Regions from separate parts of the Homo sapiens genome. Here region 1 is linked to region 2. The links are chromatin loops, found by intact Hi-C in ENCODE. Cell type or tissue: heart left ventricle. All regions are shown on one strand. Links, peaks and the distances in the headings refer to the core of each region. The heading gives the core; the rest is flanking DNA. Region 1 overlaps ADAP1 (ArfGAP with dual PH domains 1). Region 2 holds the start of CHLSN-AS1 (CHLSN antisense RNA 1).

Region 1 (11,847 bases), core at 1,323-9,322, 150 kb before region 2:
GTGGCCAGAAATGGCCATTTTCTCTTAAAGGACTCGTGAGTCCTGGGGCAGGACTCGACCAGTATTTATCAAACAGCTACCGCGTGCCGCGCCCTGCTGTGAGCTGGTCCCGCTGTGTGTCGGGTCCTATGGTGTGGGGTGGGGGGGGTTCTACTGCACACCAGGCCCTACTGTGTGCCGGTCCCACTGTGTGCCAGGTCTTGTCCCACCTGTGGGGAGCTGGGTCCAGTCCACACCCCATGCCCTGCTCAGACGCCTCTGAGGAGCCCTTCTGCCCACCGCACGGCTAAGAGCAGGAAAGACGTTCAGCATCGCCATGACCCACGAGAACGGCAAAACCAAACCAGTGTGCACACACAGGCGCCCGACTGTGGGCGGGGACGCCGGCCCTTCCACGCTGCCCGTGGGGATGTAAGGTGCCCCAGTCCCTGGAAAGCAGCCAGGCCGTTTCTTCCACCACAGTGAAGCGCGCACATCACGTGCCTCAGAGAGAAGTGAAATCCGAGGAAACAGGAACAGCCTTCACATAAAGCCCACACCCGTTTACGAGGCTTTTTTTTTTTTTTCCCCACCCAGGCTGGAGTGCAGGGGCACTATCACAGCTCACTGCAGCCTTGACCTTCCGGGCTCAAGTGATCCTCCAGCCTTGGCCTCCCGAGTAGCTGGGACCACAGATGCACGCCACCACACCCGGCTAAGTTCTGTATTTTTTTGTAGAGATGGGAGCTCACTGCGTTGCCCAGGCTGGTCTCGAACTTCTGAGCTCAGGTGACCCTCCTGCCTCTCCTCCCACCATACTGGGGTTGCAGCGTGAGCCCCACGCCTGGCCCGAGACTGCTGGGTCTTGGATTTGTCAGAGCTGGGACTGCACTCTAAATAGGATATGCAAAGTAGATGTAAATCACACCTCACGTATGTGATTTATATGCTAATTGTCTTGTAAACTGGGGCAGGGAAGCACGTGGCCCTGCTCTGAGTGACAGCTCACAGGGTGGTGGACCCTCTGGGGTGGGAACTGCATCCCCATATCTCATGGGGCCTCTGGCCTTCCACAGGGAGGGGTGCACCATGGATGGGTGGCCTCTGAGAACGGGGCCGAGGCCCTGATCACTGCACCCCGGCCGTCCCTGTGAAGGGCCTGGACCTGGCTTCCGGCCTTTGGGTCCTAGTGGCTCCTGCCCTCCCTCAGGAGGCAAACACCGGAGCCCACGGCAGAGCAGTGTCTCCTTGCTGGGTAAGGCCTTAGAGTTGAAGGCCTCCTCTGTGAGCCCGCACAGGGCTCCGTCTCTCCCTGCCTGGCCCGTCCACCCACGCTCTCCGACCCATTAATGCACCTTCTCCAGGTTGGTGCGTCTGGGGCCGGCAGAGGCTGAGAACCAGCGGGCCGTATCCTGCGGAGGGCTCCAGGTCCCAGCTTCGCCCTGCGTGGAGCTCTCTCTCCAAACAGCCAGGACAGGGAGGCTTCCCTGTTCCCAGGGGTGAGGCCAGAGGGTGGACGAGGGCTCCTGGGGTCAGCTCTCACCCTGTTCCTATTCTCATATAGCCCCCAGCATGGGGCCCGGCCCCCGACAGGCCTGGAGAGACCCCCCCACTCACACACGGGTTCACAGTTTCCACAGCGCCTTCCTGCCCAGAGTGACGTGTGGATGCCCCCATCCCCGCCAGGCTGCCCAGGCTGCAGGAGGGGCCACCCTCAGGGCCAAGTCAGCCCCAGGGTACCCCCCTCCCCAAGCCCCAAACCCTGAGGCCCCCACACAGGGGCCCCAGCGCCCAAGAACAGCGAACCCTGACTCCTGTAAGACAAACATGCCAGGAAAGGGGCGGGGATCACACGGAGGGCCAGGAAGGGGGCGGGGGTCCCACGGAGGGCCAGGAAGGGGGCGGGGGTCCCACGGAGGGCCAGGAAGGGGGCGGGGGTCCCACGGAGGGCCAGGAAGGGGGCGGGGGTCCCACGGAGGGCCAGGAAGGGGGCGGGGGTCCCACGGAGGGCCAGGAAGGGGGCGGGGGTCCCACGGAGGGCCAGGAAGGGGGCGGGGGTCCCACGGAGGGCCAGGAAGGGGGCGGGGGTCCCACGGAGGGCCAGGAAGGGGGCGGGGGACCCACGGAGGGCCAGGAGCCGACACCCACCCAGAGAGGGGCAATGGGGCAGCCCTACCACCTCTGGCCAGGCCCCAAACACCCGTCCCCCCGAGGGGCAGCCCCACAGCTCTGGCCTGGCCCCAAACACCCGTCCCCTCATGGGCCACGTAAAGCCTCGCGCTGCCTGCGAGGAACGGCTGGTGATGTTCCCAGTAGCGCCCTCGTGCCGCACACCATCGTCCCCACTATATGGACGGGGAAACCGAGGCCCCAGACCTCGTGCACAGCCCCAGCCCCCTCCTGGGCTCCGTCTGCCCTGTGACATTTACGGCAACGGTCGGCCCATCCCTGCCTGGTACCACCAGGAGGGGCCGTCCTGAACCACAGGGGAACCACAGAAGCTCCGACAGGAGCACGGGGTCCGGAGCCTAGAGCAGGAAGCCCCGCGTCTCAGCGAGACCAGGGCCTGGCCCTCAGGACAACATGAGGCATTGTCCAGGCCCCTGTGAAAGCCGCCATTGAGGCTGCGGCCCGAGGCGGGGCCAGCCCGCGGTGGGAGCAGCTGTCACCAGGGTCACCCCCAGGGGCAGGCGGGGGGCAAGTCTGGCTCAGACACAAGGATAAACCCCCACATCTGGGGGAGGGGTGCGGCGCGTCCCCACGCAGTGACCTTGGCCCAGGGAGGCGGCGCAGAGGGTGGGGGAGCCCTGCTGGCTCAGCGGGCTGAGGTTCACCTGGGGCCACAGCGACGCACCTTCCGCTACGCACCGACACCAAGGGCTTCTCCCCCGGTCCTTTGTCGTCAAAGAGCATCTTGGGGAGACACAGCGGCCACAGAGGGGCTTCCCTGCCACAGGTTACTGCAACGTGCACCTCGAGAGGTGTTTCCGCTTCCCTCACTCCTCTTGCATTTATTTTATTTTGATACGGAATCTCGCTGTTGCCCAGGCTGGAGTGCAATGGCGCGATCTCGGCTCCCTGCAACCTCCGCTTCCCAGGTTCAAGCTATTCTCCTGTCTCAGCCTCCTGAGTAGCTGGAGCTATCACGCCAGGCCTATTTATTTATGTTTTAAGACAAGGTCTCTCTGTGGCCCACACTGGAGTGCAGTGGTGCAATCACAGCTCACTGCAGTCTTGACCTCCTGGGCTCAGACCATCCTCCCACCTCAGTGTCCTGAGTAGCTGGGACCATAGGCGCCTCCATGCCCAGCTAATTATTAAACTTTGTCTTGAGACGGAGTCTCCCCACGTTGCCCAGGCTGGTGTTGAACTCCTGGCTCAAGCAACCCTCCCACCTCGGCCTCCCAGAGTGCTGCAATGACAGGCATGAGCCCCGGTGCCCGGCCTTCTTTTGTATTAACTGGAATTCGTGTGCAAAGGCTGCTGGCCTCCTCCCCTTCCTTTTTTTTTTTTTTTTTTTTGAGACGGAGTCTCGCTCTGTCGCCCAGGCTGGAGTTTAGTGGCGTGATCTCCACTCACTGCAAGCTCCACCTCCTGGGTTCACACCATTCTCCTGCCTCAGCCTCCCAAGTAGCTGGGACTACAGGCGCCCGCCACCACACCCAGCTAATTTTTTTGTATTTTTAGTAGAGACGGGGTTTCACCGTGTTAGCCAGGATGGTCTTGATCTCCTGACCTCGTGATCCGCCTGCCTCAGCCTCCCAAAGTGCTGGGATTACAGGCGTGAGGCACCGCGCCCGGTCCTCCCCTTTCTCTTTACTTGTTCCATTCTTTATGTATATGTCTATGGACTTGGGGGTGTGTACCTTGCTCCCCTGTTATAATCCCCTTATACCATCTTCCTTTTGTTGCTCAAATTACTCCCCCAGCTTTAGCCATTAAAAGCTCCTTCAGAGGCCAGGTGTGGTGGCTCACGCCTATAATCTCAGCACTTTGGGAGGCCGAGGCGGGCGGGTCACCTGAGGTCAGGAGTTCCAGACCAGCCTGGCCAACATGATGAAATCCTGTCTCTACTAAAAATATAAAAATTAGCCGGGCGTGGTGGGGGGCGCCTGTAGTCCCAGCTACTCAGGATGCTGAGGCAGGAGAATGGCGGGAACCCGGGAGGTGGACATTGCGGTGAGCTGAGACCGCACCATTGCACCGCAGCCTGGGCAACAGAGCAGGAAAAAACAAACAAACAAAAAACTCCTTCAGAAAAGCCCGGTGGTGATCCTTCCTTTTGGGTGGCCTAACAGAGGGATGGAGTGGGGCTCCGCCTTCCTCAGCCATGGTCCTGGGTGGCGTGGCCCACACACAGGACATCTGGGGCCCCCGCCCTGTGAGAACAACCCGGCCATTTCCACCCACAGCCAAGGTGCAGGCTGTGGGCACTGGGCGTGGCACAGCCTCTAGGAGTTCTTGGTTCCGGCTCATTCCAGGGCAGACCTGCAGCCACTCCTCTGTGCAGAGCGGGAGCCACCTGGCCCAGGCCTCACCTGGCCAACGTGGGGTTGTGGGTGTGGCAGGCCCTTCCCAAGCCCCGAGCTTCCCCTTCCTCCCGGGCCCTGCCGCAGGGACTTCTATATTTCCCTGTGGTCGTGAGGTGTCGCCACTGCCGTGATAAAGGGCTCTGGTGGCAAAGCCAGGGAGCAGGGCAGGAACGCCGCCGGGAATCCCCAGTGCACTCTGGGAGGGGTTGGGAGGCCCGGGAACTGCCAACTGGCGCTGGAGCCCTGTGGAGGAGGCTCTGCCCACGGGGCCGCCCCAGACAGGAGGACACGTCCTCTCCTGCTGCTGCACCCACCCAGACATGGGCTCAGGGTGGGGGCCATGGGGAGGCTCGGGGGGTCCCTGAGGTCTAACCCTGAGCACCAGATGGACACCTGCTCCCTCATCCATCCAGCAAAGGGCAGAACCTAGGGTTCCAAATAGCAGCGGGCAGCTAGGTCTGTGGGAGAGGTGCCCTGGAGCCCCTGAACACACAAGGAGACAGGCAGGGCATCTCACAGGGCCCTGGAACCCCGCCCTGCACAGCACCCAGAGACAGCAGCCTGGAGCACAGACAGTCACCGCCTGCTGGTCCCCAGGCACTTGGCCGTCTGAAGCAGCCAGGCCTTCGTGCCTACTGACCAGGCTGCAGGGGCAGGGTAGAGGGGAGGCTTCAAGGAGGGGTGAGCCCTGCCCTGAGCAGGTGGGTGTCAGTGGGCCCTGAGCACAGGGCCATACGACTCAGCACCTCTGGGTCCCTGGGATCCCAGCAGCCTCCCTGCAGCCGGGGCTCTGGGGCCCGAGGCCCTCTGGCTGGCGTGCCTGGTGCCTCCTGCGCGACCTGGAAGGTGCCGTGGCCCAAGGGAGACAGCAGCCACACACTCTGGAGCAGCCGCAGTCTACGACCCCATGCCCTCTGCAAGAGGCTGCCACCCTGCTGCCAGGTAACACCTGGCCACGGCACTCACGGCACCTTCACAAAGGGCCAGCCCTGCACTCACACCTGCACACCTCGCCTGTGCATCTCACCTGTGCCGCACACACCCGTACATCTCGTCTGTGTACCTCACCCGTGCCTCATGCACACTGTGCACCTCCCCACCATCCTCACACCCATCCAGGGGAGAGAACAGAGGGCACAGCCCATGCGGCCTGGTCTCCACAGGCAGATCATGAGCCTGGTGCTGCGGACGTGGCCGCCCCGCCGGGCCTGGTATGAGAAGCGGCCATTCACTCAGCGTGGGCTTCAGAGGCCGGCAGGCAAGGCCAAGGCCTTGGGCTCCGACCCTGCGAGCAAGCGTGTGCCTGAAAACCTCTGCCCCGACTCTACCCTGCTGGGAGGCCTCTCCCTCCCTCCAACCCCTGCCCGAGGGTCACACGGGAGGCTTTAGCTCATCTCAAATGCTCTCAAGGGAATATCTCAGACAACAGCAAAGGCAGGAATGGGATTCCAGTGGGGCAGGAACAGGATTCCAGTTGGGCAGCCTCGGGCCTGGGGCAGGAGGCGTCTTGGGTCACCAGGCCTGTCACCACCTCCTGGCCCTGAGCCCAATGACACCCATATACCCCTGCAGAACCTACGCCCACTGCCGACGAGACGCTGTCTGCCACCCGCCTGCAGAACCCAGAACCCGCGCCCACTTTCCACGAGACGCTGTCTGCCACCCGCCTGCAGAACCCAGAACCCGCGCCCACTTTCCACGAGATGCCGTCTGCCACCTGCCTGCAGAACCCACGCCCACTGCCCACGAGACACTGTCTGCCACCTGCACGCACCCCCACTTCTGGAGCCCAGACCTGATCTTCCCCAGAAGGGCCACTCCAGGGGCCAGAGGCGGGCACGCCACCTAGGGCGCCACGTTTCCCAAGTCACATCCCGGCCCGACCAGTCAGAGGTGACGAGACAGGGACTTTTTCCAGCACTTCTGTGAGCCACACCTGACCTTTCCTGGCAGCCCGGGAGAGCAGGGATGTAAAACCCAAACTTGCCAAAGGAGGTGGCCACCAGGAGGATTGGTGCCAACCTAGAGACGCAGAACTAGGAGATAGAGGTGCTGAAACCAGGTCCCAACGACACCAGCTAAACCCCTAGATCAAGCTGTGCCCTGTTATTCCAGTCAATCCATTTCCAGTTTTGCTGACACCCAGTGAAGTTGGATTTTCCATCCTTTACAACCAGAGGGTTCTGATACAAGAACAGACACAAAACTCAGTCCTGTGGTCACGCCAGCCCAGCCCATGCCTGCCTCTGAAGTGAGGCCACGTGCCACCTTGCTACAAATTGCTAAGATGTTTCTGCCGAGGGAAACGGAGGGGCTCTGGGGTGATTCTTTGGGGGTTTAAGGCAGGAGTGGAGCGAGGGGTGTGCTGGGTGCTGAGCAGGTCCAGGTGCCCGCGTGTTCATCCCCTGACCGTTTCTTGCTCTCTCCCTCACACACACAGGGATTCTTGAGAGGAAGAAATTGCTGTCTGGGTAGACAGTAATTGAATCAGCGCCTGCACAGGCTGGCTGTGTGCCAAGTGGGGGTTGGGGGGGCAGGAGCTGCCCTGGAGGAGGGCAGAGCCGACAGGACCGCTGCATGAGACCCCAGCCTGACCTGGGGAGGTGCCTTGCTCAGGCCTGGGGCAGCCTCCCACCGGTCACCCCTGCTCACCCCACGCCGCTCCTGGGAGAAAATCCACGGTCCTGACAGAGCCCAGGGAGGTGCACGGGAGGGGGGCGCAGTGCCAGCTCTACCGGGGAGGTGCACAGGAGGGGTGCGCAGTGCCAGCTCTACCGGGGAGGTGCACGGGAGGGGGGCGCAGTGCCAGCTCTACCGGGGAGGTGCACGGGAGGGGGGCGCAGTGCCAGCTCTACCGGGGAGGTGCACGGGAGGGGGGCGCAGTGCCAGCTCTACCGGGGAGTTGCACGGGAGGGGGGCGCAGTGCCAGCTCTACCGGGGAGGTGCACGGGAGGGGGGGCGCAGTGCCAGCTCTACCGGGGAGGTGCACGGGAGGGGGGCGCAGTGCCAGCTCTACCGGGGAGTTGCACGGGAGGGGGGCGCAGTGCCAGCTCTACCGGGGAGGTGCACGGGAGGGGGGGCGCAGTGCCAGCTCTACCGGGGAGGTGCACGGGAGGGGGGCGCAGTGCCAGCTCTACCAGGGAGGGCTGGGAGGGGTTGGAGCACTGGGGGTCAGGGGCTTCTCCACTGAACCCACCTACAACACCAGGACTGTGTTCAGCCATTTCAGGGCCGCCTCTCTTTCACATATTTTGAGACAGACTTTTGCTCTGCCGCCCAGGCTGGAGTGCAGAGGCGCAATCTCGGCTCATTGCAACCTCCGCCTTCCAGGTTCAAGCGATTCTCCTGCATCAGCCTGCCGAGGAGCTGGGATTACAGGCACCTGCCACCACACCTGGCTAATTTTTGTATTTTTTACTAGAAACAGTTTTGCCACGTTGACCAGATTGGTCTCGAACTCGTGGTCTCAAGTGATCCATCCGCCCGCCTAGGCCTCCCAAGGTGCTTCTTTTATTCTTGGGGTGAGATTCACAAATACGATTCATCTTTTTTCTTGTTACAGACACACTCTCGCTCTGACGTCCAGGCTGGAGTGTAGTGGTGCAACCTTGGCTCACTGCAGCCTCCGCCTCCCAGGCTCAAGAGATCCTCCCGCCTCAGTCTCCCAAGTAGCTGGAACCACAGATGTGCGCCAACCACGCCCAGCTAATTTTGCATTTTTTGGTAGAGTCCAAAAAATGAGCAACATGGGGTTTCGCCACGTTGCTCAGGCTGGTCTTGAACTCCTGAGATCAGGAGATCTGCCCGCCTTGACCTCCATATAAAGTGCTGGGATTACAGGTGTGCGCCAACCGTGCACAGCTAATTTTTGTATTTTTAGTAGAGACGGGGTTTCACCATGTTGGCCAGGCTGGCCTCAAACTGCTGACTGCAACGGATCCACCTGCCTCCCAAACTGCTGGAACCACCGGCGTGAGCCACCGTGCCCGACCCTTTTTTGTTTCTAAGACAGAGTCTTGCTCTGTCACCCGGCCTGGAGTGCAGTGGTGCAAACACAGCTCACCGTAGCCTCAAACTCCTGCACGTAAGGGCTGCTCCTGCCTCAGCCTCCCGAGCAGCTGGGACTACAGGTGGTGCCACCATATCCAGCTAATTTTTTCTTTTTTTTAAAGGGAGGGCATCTTAGATGTTGCCCAGGCTTGTTTGACCACCAGTGATCCTCCTGCCTTGGCCTCCCAAAGTGCTAGGATTACAGGCCTGAGACACGGCTCCCGACCTCGTGTTCCGCCATTCCAGGGCAGCCTCTCTCTTACACAAGGGCAGTGGGGGCAGTGCTGGGGTTGCAGGTCCGGGCCCTGGGGGCTGCTTCCTTCCTCACGTGGCCATGCCCAGCAGCACCAAACATCCCCATCCAGCCTTTGGACCCCGCCCTGCCCGTGCTGACGTTCAGAACCAGGCCCTAGGGCTAGGCTTGCCTCCGTTTCCCTGTCGACACGGTGGAGAAAGGGGCACTCAGGAAGCTCCAGTGTGCAGACGCCCAGCTGCCCTGGGGAAAAAACCACTCAAGGCCCACAGTACCCGAGCCCACCTCCTACAGAGCAGACAGGAGGAGGAAGCCAGCCCACCCGGCTGGGGGCTCCAACTCAAAGCCCCAGGGTTTAAATGAGATGCCAGGAGAAGCAGGAGTTGGGGACTGCTGGGGGGCAGAGTTGGGGACTGCTGGGGGGCACAGCCAGAGGCTTGGCCAGCTAAGCAGCACTGGGGAGACCGAGGCTGGGGTGGGGAGACCGAGGCTGGGGTGGGCTGGCCTCCCAGGCCCCCATGGCACTGCCTCCCAGCGCCCACCTCCACAGCCCCGCCAGCCCACGAAGCTCCAAGACGCTGCCTGGATGTTTCTGCCACCCGAGGGCCCCCAAGGGCACCCAGGCAGGCCTAGGGGAGGTGGAGGCCGCAGGCCGGGGCCGCACCCTCCCCACCTGCAGCACAGTGTTGCCACACAGAGGACGCCCTCACGCCCCTCACCCGGGCCTTCAGGTCCTGCCCACACTGCTGGAGACAGGGGTCCCTGCAGGCCACCCCCGAATGGAAGTGCGTGGCCACCACCAGCAGAGGAGGGGCCAGCCACGGCCCCACGAGGTCCCCATGCACCCCACTCCTTCAGGGCTGGACTGTAGACAGCTGTGGCGACCCCAAGCCCTCAGTCACGTCACTCAGAGGGCAAAACAGGTCCGGGGACGCGGGTTCAAACTCACGAGTGTGTTACCCAGGTTAATAATGACTCTGTCCACACGAGAGGGAGGGAGGGAAGGAGAGAGAGAGGGAGAGACAGAGATAGAGAGAGGATGAGATAGACGTGAAGAGAGAGGAAGAGAGACAGAGAATGAGAGACAGACATGAAGAGAGAGTAAGAGAAACAGAGACACAGAGAGATAAAGAGAGACAGAAGGAGGGAGAGAGAGAGAGATAAAGACAGGGGAGAAAGAGACAGGTGGGGGTGGGTGGGAGAGACGGGGAGAGGGAGGGAGATGGGGGGGAAGGGGGGAGAGGGAGGGAGATGGGGGAGGGAGGGAGATGGGGGGAGGGAGGGAGATGGGGGAGGGAGGGAGATGGGGGGAGGGAGGGAAAGAGATGGGGGAGGGAGGGAAAGAGATGGGGGAGGGAGGGAAAGAGATGGGGGAGGGAGGGAGAGAGCCAGGGAGAGGTAGCCGGGAGGCCCCACCCCACCCGGGTGGCCTCACCTGCCGAGTAGGGCTCCTGCTTCTCCGGGTAGATGAACTCCTGTCGCTCGTACTTGGCCCGGATCCACTGCTCTCGAAGGAGCCTGTGGGGAGAGGAGAGACTGAGCCACTGGGCCAAGGCGGCCTCCGACCCAGCACACGCCGCTCTCTGGCCCGGACCCTGGACATCTCAAGAGGCTCATAGGGACCCCCGGCAGACTCGAGCCGCCCCTCTGGGCACAAGATCCCGGAAGAAATGCAGGGTCAGCCTCCTGCCCGGGACGCTTCTCACTCTGATATTAGTTTATTGGTTTCTTGTGCGTTCGGCCCCCGGAGCATCAGGCCTCACGTTCTGCACAAGCGTTCCCGGTGGACGGGCTGGTGCCTCCCCTCTCCTTCCCACCTTGGCCTCAGCTGATGCCCCACAGGGCTGGGGTACAGGGGTTGAGCCAGGCCCCCCCACCCCGAGTCACACGCCCCTGGGCCCTCCCCGACCCTCCCCACCTCGTTGGACCGGATCTGGGAAGTGGCCGCGGCGCCGCCCTCCACCCACCGTGCTGCCACCTTGCACCCCCCGTGCCGCCCTCCACCCGCCGTGCCGCCCTCCACGTGGTTCTGAGACACAGGACGGAGCTATCAGGGCACCCGTCGAGGTCAGGAGGCGTCCGGGGCATCAGGAGAAACTACCGGCAAATACCCAAGAATCCAGGAAGACCCGGGATGAGGAGAAGCCCCCGAGAGTAAAGCCCGGGACGAGGGCCCCCCACGGCACCCACTGAGCCCAGACATCCCTGCCCAGAGCCACCCACCACGGCCTCCCCATCCACCGTGACTCACTCGAGTGAAGCCAATACCATTGCAGAAACCACGACCCACACACAGGCCCGGCACGGCCCAGGTGCACAGGCAGCCGCCCCAGCCTTTTCCACTCCCAGGGAATTACGCGGCAAAGAACAAATAGGAACCCTGTGGCTTCCTGCTGGGCCCACGTGAACAGCCTTGGAGACTGGGCGGGAATCCTCGCCCACAGGATCTGATGGGTGATGGGTCCCAGCTGGGTCTCTGGCCCCTGGCCCCAGGTGTGTGTGTGTCCCCCACCTGCTACAACGATCACCCCAAAATTCGGTCCCCGAAAGCAACAGAAATGTATCATCTCGGTCACGGAGGCCAAACGTCTGAGATCAAGGCGTCGGCCGAGCTGGTCCCTCCAGGTGTTCTGGGGAGAATCTCCTCCAGGGTCCCTCCCACCCCTGGAAGCCGCCAGTGCCCCCACCTCGGCGCCGTCCTCACCTGGCCTTCCCTGTGGGGTTTGGGCCCACCCTACTCCAGGACAACCTCACAACCTTATCTTAACCTGAAGACATCTGCAAAGATCCTACTTTTCTTTCTTTTAGAGACAGGGTCTCACTGTGTCTCCCAGGCTGGGGCACAGTGGTGCGATCACAGCTCAACGCAGCCTCCAACACCTGCACTCAAGGATCCTCCTGCCTCGGCTTCCCGAGTAGCTGGGCTAGAGGTGTGCACCACCACGACTTGGTAATTTTTTATTTTTTGTAGAGGTGGGAGCTCACTCTGTTGCCCAGGCTGGTCTGGAACTCCTGAGGCCAATCCTCCCACCT
Region 2 (11,847 bases), core at 2,175-10,174:
CGTAGTGGGGCGGGTCTGTAGTGGGGCGGGTCCGTAGTGAGGCGGGTCTTAGTGAGGCGGGTCTTAGTGAGGCAGGTCTTAGTGGGGCGGGTCCGTAATGAGGCGGGTCTTAGGCGGGCCCGTAGTGGGGCGGGTCTTAGTGGGGCGGGTCTGTAGTGGGGCGGGTCCGTAGTGAAGCGGGTCCGTAGTGAGGCGGGTCTTAGTGAGGCGGGTCTATAGTCAGGGGCAATTGTTCCTCGTCAGCCTGGCTGGAGACCTTCCACCCATTGGGATTTTGTAAAACATCTACTTTAAAATGTGGCCGTGAGAAAAGCCCCCATTCCTCCCCACCATCTGTTCGCCTCTCCCCGATTTTCTAGGATTAAAGTATAGGCCTGCAATCCCCTACCTCCAATTCTAAAGCCCACAAAGCTCTGAAAACAGGAAGATGTTCCCCCCAAGTTTGCGGCAAATTCACTGGGCAGCGATCCCTGACCTGAAGGGGTGTGAGAGCTTCATGTCCATGAGGACCCCACCCCTTCTGAAGACGGGCGATGTGGCTGTGGGAGCTGCCCTGAGCGCCCCGGGGTTCTGTGGCACACTTCCTCCCCACAGCCTGAACGCGCTGGAATTCTGAGTATGCCCGGCCCCAGGGACAGTGGGGGTAGGGTGGGGGGAGTGGCACCTTGCAGCCATCGACGTGGGGACGTCACGCTCTGGTCCCAGTCTCCTGGGAATTCAGCCACGAGGTCACTGGCATTATTCATCACGTGCTGCAAGCAGGTCAGAGTCGGCCTCGTGAGGACGCGGCTCTGGGTGGCTCCTGCGGGGAGCTCAGACCCGCGGGACAGGCTCCTAAGCCGTGGGATTAGAGAACAGTTTTCTGAGCTGTTTCTGTCAGTGTTTGGTTTTCAGGTGTGAACCTTTAAAGCCGCAGGCCTGACCTCCCTCCCAGTCCCTCTGGAGCCGGAGCTGGTGTAAGGGCCGCGTCTCTGATGGTCCTGGGCTTCCCATCTCCATGCCTGCGCGGAAACCCTGGCATCCGATGAGGAAGTGATCACACAAGCCCACAGAACCCTGCCCAGCGGCTGGCGCCGTCAGCCCAACCCTCCTACCCCTGCAGCCCAGCTCTGCAGGGTGGGGTGTCCGTGCTTGAACCAGGAGACCCTCTTCCTGGCCGATACTTTCCAGCCCCCCTTGGCTCCACGCTGAGCTCCCAGGAAAGGGGCGGACCCCACACACAGGTGAGGGTGGCACTGGGCTGCCTCTGCCCGGGAATTACACCATCCAACTATCCTCCCCAAAGGCAGGAGGGGCCTAAAATCACTATTTCAATTTCTCAGTGGCTTTGGGTGCAAACTGGCTCATTTCTGTGGGTCTGTTGCAGGGACTGGCCTGCATTCAATACCCCTCATCCCACCCTGCTGGGTGGCCCTGTGGAGGGCCCCAGGGACACCCTGCTGCCTGGTCAGCTGTTTGTTCCTGGTGGGCCCCACACAGGGCAGGCACATGCCTCCAGCGCAGACCCTCGCCTGCTACCTGAGACACTTCACTGTGCACCATGGCCTGCCCCAACCCCCTACCCAGCGAGTCCCCTCCTCATCCCCAGGTTCCCGCCAGCCTCTGCTGCCTGAGACCCTCCACTGAGCGCCAAGGCCTCCGTCCTCATCCCCAGGCTCCCGCCAGTCTCTGTGGCTGCTTCCCAGGAGCTGCGTCGCTGACTGTTCCTGAGACACCTGCTCATCTATATTCTATGTTGCCTTCACCTGGGAAGATTCGGCACCTCCTGAGCCTCCTGCCGCCCCTGAGAGATTCCCAAAGCCTTCACCTCATCACACACAGAACACAAGAACTTGAGCCACTCGGGGCAGAAAAAGGAGCTACTTGTAAAAAGTCAAGGTAGTCATCTGCCCAACTCCCCAGTTCTTCCAGGCAGCCGTCTCCCCAACTCCCCAATTCTTCCAGGCAGCCATCTCCCCGACTCCCCAATTCTTCCAGGCAGCCATCTCCCCAACTCCCCAATTCTTCCAAGCAGCCATCTCCCCGACTCCCCAATTCTTCCAGGCAGCCATCTCCCCAACTCCCCAATTCTTCCAAGCAGCCGTCTCCCCGACTCCCTAGTTCTTCCAGGCAGCCATCTCTCCAACTGCTTAATTCTTCCAGGCAGCCGTCTGCCCAACTCCCCAATTCTTCCCCAGTTTGTGAGACACCAGGATGCGAGTTTTTCAGCGCGTGACGTCCCAGGGTCAATGATATTGCTACCAACACTTCTTGACTACTATAGTTCAAAAATCATTCATCTTATTTTTGTTTATCCACAAAAAAACCTTGCCCTGCTTCCTTAAGTAAGATTCCAGAAAGGGAGTTTAGTTGTAGATTCACTTCATTAAAGTTCTAAGAGTTATTGTAGGAAGCTGGATCTAGTGTGAATTGTGGCGAAGAGATCAGGAAATCTACACACGTCTTCTTTCATACACAGCACACGACAGAGGGAAAGCAGGAATAGTAACCGTAACAGAAAGTATCATAAAATTGGTTATTTCCCCTCGAATTGTACGTCTTAATACTTTCGGTTACCCCTCTGTAGTTCCTCTTTGCAGAAATTCTGTCCACCCAATCACCCAGGAGTGGTTCCACTTCACACACGCCCGGCACGCAAACCATGTCTCCACACGTCTCAAACGGTAGCAGAGGGAGTACCTTGGCTGCTGGCGAAGGAGTAAGCCACGCGGGCTGAAGGAGCAGGCCTGCCCCACACAGGCGTTACTCCTCCCAGAAAAATAAGAATAAAGTCACCATTGACTACACCCCTGAGGGCTTCTGTGGCCCTGAGGATGGAACTGAGGTGTTGGGGTATCCTGCAGCCCTCCCAAGGATTCCGGCAGAAGTGAGAGCACACGTTCCTGCCTCCGCCCTGCTGCACAGGGCAGCCTGGCAAGAGCTGTATGGCGGTGCGCACGGTCCGCACTCCGTCAGGTTGGGAAGTGAAGGAAGAGCAGAGAATCTAGGCAGGAAGCATAACGTGAACATGCCCATTTCACATGTACCCCTACTCCTACCCCTAACCCCTAACTCTAACCAACTTAAACCTCACCTAAACACCCTATTCCTAACCCCCTAACCACCCTAACCCTAACCCTCAACACCCTCATCTGAACCCTAACCCTTACAGAATCGCTCTGGGCCTGCCTGGCTTTGCCAAGCCTGAGCGTGTGAGTGCATCTGACCTGCCCCCTCCGTTCTCTCTGGGCTCCTCCATCCTGTGTCTTCTGGCATCGCTCACAGACCCACGCCCCATCCTGCTCAGCCACCTTGACTCGCTGGGGGACCACAAGATGAACACAGCTCTGACACTGCCAGCTGACCCCGGCCACATCTGGGGCTTCCACGCGACGCTGTCCCCAAACAGCAAATCTTTGGGTACAGATGGGAGGTGTCCTGAGGCTGGGACAAGGACTGGGCAGGGGCTGGCAGCCGGTCTGGCAACATAAGCAAGCCCCTGGCTTTCCCTCTGCTCACTGCCTTGGCTCTCTTCCTCACTCTGTGACTGATCGGGTGCTCCTGAGAAACGGGCTCCCTGTGCTGCTCCTGGGGTGTGCGTCATTTTCCCGTGTCCCGTGTCCTACGGGTTCCAGGCACTACAATTCACTGGTCCACTCTGCTGCTGACAAACATGGGGACTGTTTCCAACTTCAGGCGTTCGTGCACGAAGCGGCGCTGTTCTGCCGTGTCTCCCAGCGCCCACCATGGGCCCCTGCGTGGGGCACTCCTCGGGCAGACACAGCCTCAGCCGCGCACGCTCACCAAGTGTGGTCTCACGTCCTCACCTGCCCTTGGTGCCATGTGTCTCTGGTATTTTGTGCCAAGCCAGGGGAGGATTAAGGCATTTCCCATCTTAATGACGTCTTGGCCTCTCCAAAGAAGCGCCTCTTTAGGGATTCTGCCCACGTTTCTAAGTGATGTAAGGTCCTTCCTGGTTTGATCTGAATGTGGGCCCTTGCCACGGCTCCTTAATCTAACTGTACCCCTGTACCTGTGCTGTTCTCTTTCCACAGAAGGGCGAGCTCTACCACACCACAGAGAAGTCAGAGCTCCGCAAGTCCCCACCTGGAAGATGGAAGACCCCTCAGAAACAGCCTGTTCTTCCCTCTGCAGAGGTGGGGGGCAGGGGGACTAGCCACACTCAAAACTGGCAGCCTCTGAGGGGAGGGAGTCACTTCAACATCTCGAACTTTAGACAGATGTGTGTGCCTCAGGCAGCATACACACACACATACATGCGTGCAAGCATGCACACATATGCAAGCACGCATGCACACACACAAACACACACGTCTGTCTCCTCCCCGGGAACACCGTGACCGGAAGAGGCTTCACACGCGTCGGCTGCAGGGTAGGAGACCCGACACAGCGCCGGGTCCTGATGGGCTGTGACGTGAAGATGGGGAGACCAGGCCCTTAGCAGCCACAGAACAGGCCCCGGAAAGACGCACGATGGCTCCACTCTTGGAAGCAGATGGTGGCTCTGTAGGGAGACAAGGCTTACCTTGCTCCAGGGACTCTGAGGAGACGCTGTGCAGGGAGGCTGCCCCCAGCAGGAGACATGGAAGGTGAGGGCAGAAGGAACAGCGGTGGGGAGCAGGGGCACTGACAGGTTCCAGACCCTGACCCTGAGCTTCCCACAGCGCCTAAACGCAACACCCTGACTCCTGAGAGGAAGGGAGGGAATCCCGAGCTGACCTCACACAGGAGAACCGAAGCTCAAAGCTCAAGTGTCACCCTGAAAGGCACCGGCAGACAAAGGCTGAGTCTCCAGAGCCAGCCCTGCATCCACCCAAACTAGCGTGGTGCAGGGACTCCTCCCTCGGCCGAGTCACCTGGCCCCAGACTGTCGGATGTGGGGCCAGCAGGGACCCTGGGGGACGCCCCATGGACACGAGGGAGACTGAAGCCCAGAGGGTCCCACAGCAGTGAGCAGCCCCTGCTGCCAGGCTCCAGGGCTCCAGAAGCCCCAGCCCACCCCACACTCAGGGCGCACAGAAGGCCCCAGGAGGGAGGGTGGGAAACGCCGGGTCAAGCGAGCAGCATCCGATTCTTTTCTGCAGGACATCTGAGCTGTGCCACACACACTAAGGCTTCTAAAGAGAAAAGACAGCGTTCCCCGCTGTCCAACCCTAATCATCACAGGACGCTTTCTGCAGAGCCCCTTGGGGCACGAAGATTCTTCCCAGCACCAGTCTGAGAAACGATGAGGCCCTGGGCAGGAGGAAACATGGCCCCATCCTGTTCTAGGGGCCACGGCACCCCTTGGGGCCCCTCTCCAGACCCAAGGCTGGACAGGCTGGCTTCCTGCCCAGCTCCAGCCAACTGGCATACACTAAGTGTGCAGCTGAGGTGGTGGGAGGAAGGTAAAACGTACCCCACTTGGCAGCCACTTCCAAAATTAAACATGGTTAACATCTGTCCCCGCTGTCCCAATTCCAGACATTTACCCAAGAAAAATGGGAACGGAAGTCCACACAAGCACCTGTATACAAATGTTCACGGCAGCTTTGCTCATAAGAGCCCAACACTGGAAACAACCCAACTGCACATCAACAGGTGGACAGATAAACAGATGTGGCCTGCGCATCGAAGGAATGCTACTCGTCAGCGAAATGGACCCACCGGGGACAGGCGCGGCAACAGGGTGAACCTCACAAAACATGCAGCTGCGGGGACACAGCTAGATGTGAGCACGTGCAAAGTACTGGAGCCTCTTCAGCAGCTCCAGAGCAGGGAACCCACCTCACCAGCGACACAGCGGCGACGAGGGCCGGGTCTGGGAGGGCGTGGGCCAGGGAGGGGCGACGGAGGCGGTCTCCCTTGCCGGGGTGCTGGTGACACAGCGGCTGCACCTGTCAGAACACGCCAGGGTGGAGACAGGAGATCTGTGTGCTTCCCGAGTACAGATCACGGCTCAGCATCTCATGGGAAAGGGACAGGGCTCTCTTCAGGACACGCAGTAAGATTTCAAGTGCGGGCACTTTTAATACTCCGCGATCCAAAGGCAGCTCCAGGGCCAGCCGCGGTTTCCGGCCTCAAGGGCAGGCTCGGTTCTGGAGCTCCCTCCAGTGGCCGTCGGGGTGCCGTCACTTTCAGGGCCCCACCAGGAGAGCAGGGGCCCCGCCGAGGACCAGAGCGCCTGGACCAGAGGGAGCCCTGCGCGGCCGGCACGGATGCCTCTCAATAGGCGGCATGGGGCCGACACGACTCGGTGAGTTCCCGCCACGGCTTTCGCCGGCAGCCGGCGGCTGGAGGACAAGGAGAATGCGCCGGTTCTGTTCCTGGACAAGCTCCATGGCGCTGCGGGGTCCCGGCCCAGAAAGCCCACCCTCCCCCAGAATTTCCCCAGGCCCACAGAAGGGGACCGGAATGGGAAAAATACCGACAAACGCAGCAACGGTGCGGCCGTAGGTGTCTGCGCATCCGGCGGGGCTCCTACGGGACCCCCACGCCGCCTGGACGCCGCCTAGCAGATTTGGGGCCAGGCTAATTGGGGCCCATCGTGGCCCACAGATGCCAGCTCCGGGCCATGCTGAGGGACAGGGGAGCGGAGGATACTGCCTGTTTCCCGGCGGGGGGCCCTGCTCAACAGCCTTTCCCTTCCCTACAAACTGTCCCAGGATCCCGGGCCATTCCTTCCAGTAAGTTGGGAAGTCCAGGACCAGACCTCAACGTGGAAAAAGCTGGAGGAGAGAAGGGGGGACGAGGGGTTCTACCTGCCCTCTACCTACCTGCCCTCCTACCTGTCTGTCCACGGGATGCCCAGAGGCTCCCAGACCACCAGCCCCAGACCCTTGGTACTGCGTCCCCAGCTGTCTGCCAGGGGCCTGCTGGGGAGGCCGATGCCCATCCCTAAGCCTGAGCCTCCAGCCCGGCACGAGGGAAGGCCCCACATGCCCCAAAGGAGAGGGTTCGGGGCACAATCTTCACAAAGGCTGGAGTGCACCCCAGAGGTGAGGGTTTGGGGCACAGTCTGTTGGCGGAGGCAGGAGTACACCCCAGAGGTGAGGGTTTGGGGCACAGTCTGTTGGCGGAGGCTGGAGTGCACCCAGAGGTGAGGGTTTGGGGCACAGTCTGTTGGCGGAGGCTGGAGTGCACCCAGAGGTGAGGGTTTGGGGCACAGTCTGTTGGCGGAGGCTGGAGTACACCCCAGAGGTGAGGATTTGGGGCAGTCTATTGGCAGAAGCTGGAGTACATCCCAGAGGTGAGGGTTTGGGGCACAGTCTGTTGGCGGAGGCAGGAGTACACCCCAGAGGTGTGGGTTTGGGGCACAGTCTGTTGGTGGAGGCTGGAGTGCACCCAGAGGTGAGGGTTTGGGGCACAATCTTCACACAGGCTGGAGTGCACCCCAGAAGTGAGGGTTTGGGGCACAGTCTGTTGGTGGAGGCTGGAGTACACCCAGAGGTGCGGGTTTGGGGCACAGTCTGTTGGAGGCTGGAATACACCCAGAGGTGAGGGTTTGGGGCACAGTTTTCACACAGGCTGCAGTGCACCCCAGAGGTGAGGGTTTGGGGCACAGTCTTCACACAGGCTGGAGTGCACCCCAGAGGTGAGGGTTTGGGGCACAGTCTGTTGGTGGAGGCTGGAGTACATCCAGAGGTGCGGGTTTGGGGCACAGTCTGTTGGAGGCTGGAATACACCCAGAGGTGAGGGTTTGGGGCACAGTCTTCACACAGGCTGCAGTGCACCCCAGAGGTGAGGGTTTGGGGCACAGTCTTCACACAGGCTGGAGTGCACCCCAGAGGTGAGGGTTTGGGGCACAGTCTGTTGGTGGAGGCTGGAGTACATCCAGAGGTGCGGGTTTGGGGCACAGTCTGTTGGAGGCTGGAATACACCCAGAGGTGAGGGTTTGGGGCACAGTCTTCACACAGGCTGGAGTGCATCCCAGAGGTGAGGGTTTGGGGCACAGTCTTCACACAGGCTGGAGTGCACCCCAGAGGTGAGGGTTTGGGGCACAGTCTTCACACAGGCTGGAGTGCACCCCAGAGGTGAGGGTTTGGGGCACAGTCTTCACACAGGCTGGAGTGCACCCCAGAGGTGAGGGTTTGGGGCACAGTTTTCACACAGGCTGGAGTGCACACCAGGGAGGCTTCCCGCCTCTGGCAGAATCACCGCCATGCTCAGTCACAAACCCAGAGCTGCGTTTGGACGCTGCAGCACACGCTGCGGCCCCAGCAACGGTCCTGCGCACCAGGCTCCTCTCCCAGTAAGGTCCGCTTCTCTGTGGAGCTCAGGGGTCCCTGCAGTGCCCACCTTAGCAGAGGGCAAAGCCTTGAGACACGGATGCTTTGTCCTCAGGTCTCCACTGGCTCCTCAGAACAGGGCCCCTCAGCGCTGCAGTGTGTCACATGTCCCCAGTTTCCCCTCGTGGTGCTCACGCCACACCCCTGGCACGGAGGCTGGAACCCAGGTGTCAGTCCTGGCTCTGACCATGACCTTGGACAAACCACCCCTCAGACCTAGAGCCCTCATGCACATCCCCATGGTCACTGCCACCCGGCAGGGAGCAGGACAGCCCCGGGGGTCTGTGACTGTCCCCGGGACATCAGTCTGAGAAACAGCGCTGAGTTGGACGCTGCCTGGTGTGGACACTCGCCCTCCACAGTCACACAAACTCGGCTTTGCAAAATCAGTTCTCAGTGAAGGAAATAATGTACACAGTGGTCCACTTCCAAGACACAGTGTCTTGCTTGCTTAGGTCAGCAAGCTACAGAAGACCAGGCCCCTGCCTGGGTTGCCGATGCCTGCTTGTCGGCCTCCCCATCCCCAGTCTTCCCCCCAACGCTTAGTTGCCTTCACCTGACCCAAAAACTTTTAGTCTATGACGAAAGTTTTACTCGTCTGCAACATAGCTTGTTTTGTCTGTTCTTATCAGTCTGCCCAGCTACTTAGGTCATAAGTCAAATACCTGAAAAGCCCCTGAGCTGACTAGGATTGCAACGCATTGTGGGCTGCAACAAAATGCAGCAGGACAACCCTAAAAAAACACCTACAGCCCCTGCCCGACAACCAATAGGTGATGTCCGGGAAGACTGTGACCCCAGAGTACTCAGCCTGTGAGGAACCGGGGGAGGGGCCTGCGTACTGGGGGATAAATGGCTTGTTGTGACCGTGCTGGGTGTGCCTGCCCACCAGACACCCGATCTTGCAAGACCGTCATTAAAAGTCTCACGTTTAGGCCGGGCGCGGTGGCTCATGCCTGTAATCCCAGCACTTTGGGAGGCCGAGGCGGGCGGATCACCTGAGGTCTGGAGTTCGAGACCAGCTTTACCACATGGAGAAACCCCGTCTGTACTAAAAATACAAAATTAGCTGGGCGTGGTGGCACATGCCTGTAATCCCAGCTACGAAGAAGGCTGAGGCAGGAGAATCGCTTGAACCTGGGAGGCAGAGGTTGCGGTGAGCCAAGATTGCGCCACTGCACTCCAGCCTGGGCGACAGAGCGAAACTCCGTCTCAAAAAACAATAAATAGCTCTCCCTCTCCCCTCTCCCCTCTCCCCTCTCCCCTCTCCCCACGGTCTCCCTCTCATGCGGAGCCGAAGCTGGACTGTACTGCTGCCATCTCGGCTCACTGCAACCTCCCTGCCTGATTCTCCTGCCTCAGCCTGCCGAGTGCCTGCGATTGCAGGCACGCGCCGCCACGCCTGACTGGTTTTGGTGGAGACCGGGTTTCGCTGTGTTGGCCGGGCCGGTCTCCAGCCCCTAACCGCGAGTGATCCGCCAACCTTGGCCTCCCGAGGTGCCGGGATTGCAGACGGAGTCTCGTTCACTCAGTGCTCAATGGTGCCCAGGCTGGAGTGCAGTGGCGTGATCTCGGCTCACTACAACCTACACCTCCCAGCCGCCTGCCTTGGCCTCCCAAAGTGCCGAGATTGCAGCCTCTGCCCGGCCGCCACCCCGTCTGGGAAGTGAGGAGTGTCTCTGCCTGGCCGCCCATCGTCTGGGATGTGAGGAGCCCCTCTGCCTGGCTGCCCAGTCTGGAAAGTGAGGAGCGTCTCCACCCGGCCGCCATCCCATCTAGGAAGTGAGGAGCGCCTCTTCCCAGCCGCCATCACATCTAGGAAGTGAGGAGCGTCTCTGCCCGGCTGCCCATCGTCTGAGATGTGGGGAGCGCCTCTGCCCCGCCGCCCCATCTGGGATGTGAGGAGCGCCTCTGCCCGGCGAGACCCCGTCTGGGAGGTGAGGAGCGTCTCTGCCCGGCCGCCCCGTCTGAGAAGTGAGGAGACCCTCTGCCTGGCAACCACCCCGTCTGAGAAGTGAGGAGCCCCTCCGCCCGGCAGCTGCCCCGTCTGAGAAGTGAGGAGCCTCTCCGCCCGGCAGCCACCCCATCTGGGAAGTGAGGAGCGTCTCCGCCCGGCAGCCACCCCGTCCGGGAGGGAGGTGGGGGGGGTCAGCCCCCCGCCCGGCCAGCCGCCCCATCCGGGAGGGAGGTGGGGGGTCAGCCCCCCGCCTGGCCAGCCGTGCCGTCCGGGAGGGAGGTGGGGGGGTCAGCCCCCCGCCCGGCCAGCCGCCCCGTCCGGGAGGTGAGGGGCGCCTCTGCCCGGCCGCCCCTACTGGGAAGTGAGGAGCCCCTCTGCCCGGCCAGCACACATGCACGCACATACGCACACGGGCACACGAATGCACGCGCACACATGCACACATGCATACACATACACCACGTGCACAGGGACACACGCACACACGTGCACACACGCAAACACGCACACACGGACACGCACACACATGCACACATGCATGCACACACGCACACAACACGCACACGGACACACATGCACACACATGCACGCACATACGCACACGTGCACGATACACATGCACACGCGAGCACATGAACACGCACACGCGCACACATGCACGCACATATGCACACAACGCACGCAGACATACACATGCACACGCACGCACACGGACACGCACGTGCACACATGCACACACATCCACACGTGCACACATATACACACAACGCGTGCACACGGACATGCACACGGGTGCGCACACGTGCACATGCACACACGTGCACACACATGCACGCACACACACAGCACGCACAGACACGCACACATGCACACACACACAGCACAGACACGCACACGGGCACATGCACACGGGCACACACACACGTGCACACGCACATGCACACACATGCACACACATGTACATGCAGCCCCGAGGCAGTGCCACCGGAGCCAGCCTCATGGAGTAGCCTCCTCCAGGGTAACAGGAGCCATGGGGGGGCCATGAGACTGGATTCCACTCATAGAGGCCCCGCACGCGGCTGTTCAAGCAAAGCCACACTGACATTTCTGGTATCAAATTTAAGTCAATCTTTTAATGACCCTCCCGCACGTCAGCAGCAGATCAGGTGCAATGGCAAGAAAAGCAAGCGAGAAACAGCTGTACAACAACATAGGCTTAAAAATTCTTTTTGAAAGAAACTTTAATAAACGATGCATTGGTGAGTGGTGAAACCGGAAGGTGCTGTGGCCCCGGGCTCTGTGGCACTAGCACTGGTAGTCTCAGGTGCGCTGAGAGGACCAGAGCTCCTTGGAGAAAAGCTGATGTGAGGTGGGCCTGGGCACTGGTGGGGGCAGCTGGGGGGCTCCCACTGGCCACACAATACATTAAAAACCACAAAAACTGATGAGTCCACAGCGACACTCCAAAAAGCAGGCAGGAGAGGGAGGAAAGGGGAGAGGGAGGAGAAGTACCACTGTGAGTCTTCATAGAAGCCACTGTTTCCACAGACCCTGGGCAGGAACAGGTTCAGGAGACGCAAAGGCACCGGGTGGGAGGGGTCAGGAGGGCACCGTCGCCACAGG

Evidence for each region. Hi-C counts contacts between places; a loop is a spot of excess contacts. Peaks named below come from ENCODE experiments on the same cell type or tissue, not always from the same donor. Only the 100,000 strongest peaks of a DNase experiment are listed, where the experiment ranks them.
Region 1: it touches region 2 in a loop (2.7-fold over the local background); 26 of 110 quality-filtered maps call a loop at or near these places.

The regions. Positions count from the first base shown.
Region 1 is chr7:909,719-921,565 of GRCh38, forward strand. It overlaps ADAP1 (ArfGAP with dual PH domains 1), which reads right to left. Exons shown (of 11, transcript NM_006869.4): 4 at 10,250-10,332. Among named protein-coding and RNA genes, the nearest start is that of ADAP1, 39 kb to the right of the region's middle. In heart left ventricle, for the core only: a CTCF peak has its summit at 4,654; DNase peaks (open chromatin) are centred at 6,123, 6,403 and 7,073.
Region 2 is chr7:1,059,850-1,071,696 of GRCh38, forward strand. The region is part of intron 2 of CHLSN (cholesin); the gene reads right to left. CHLSN-AS1 (CHLSN antisense RNA 1) reads left to right here and starts at 5,882. Exons shown (of 3, transcript NR_187853.1): 1 at 5,882-6,235. RefSeq lists enhancers at 2,555-2,724, 5,855-6,024, 9,950-10,733, 10,734-11,516 and a silencer at 4,504-4,798. In heart left ventricle, for the core only: CTCF peaks have their summits at 6,090 (motif pointing left) and 6,318; a DNase peak (open chromatin) is centred at 6,082; H3K4me3 peaks cover 704 bases.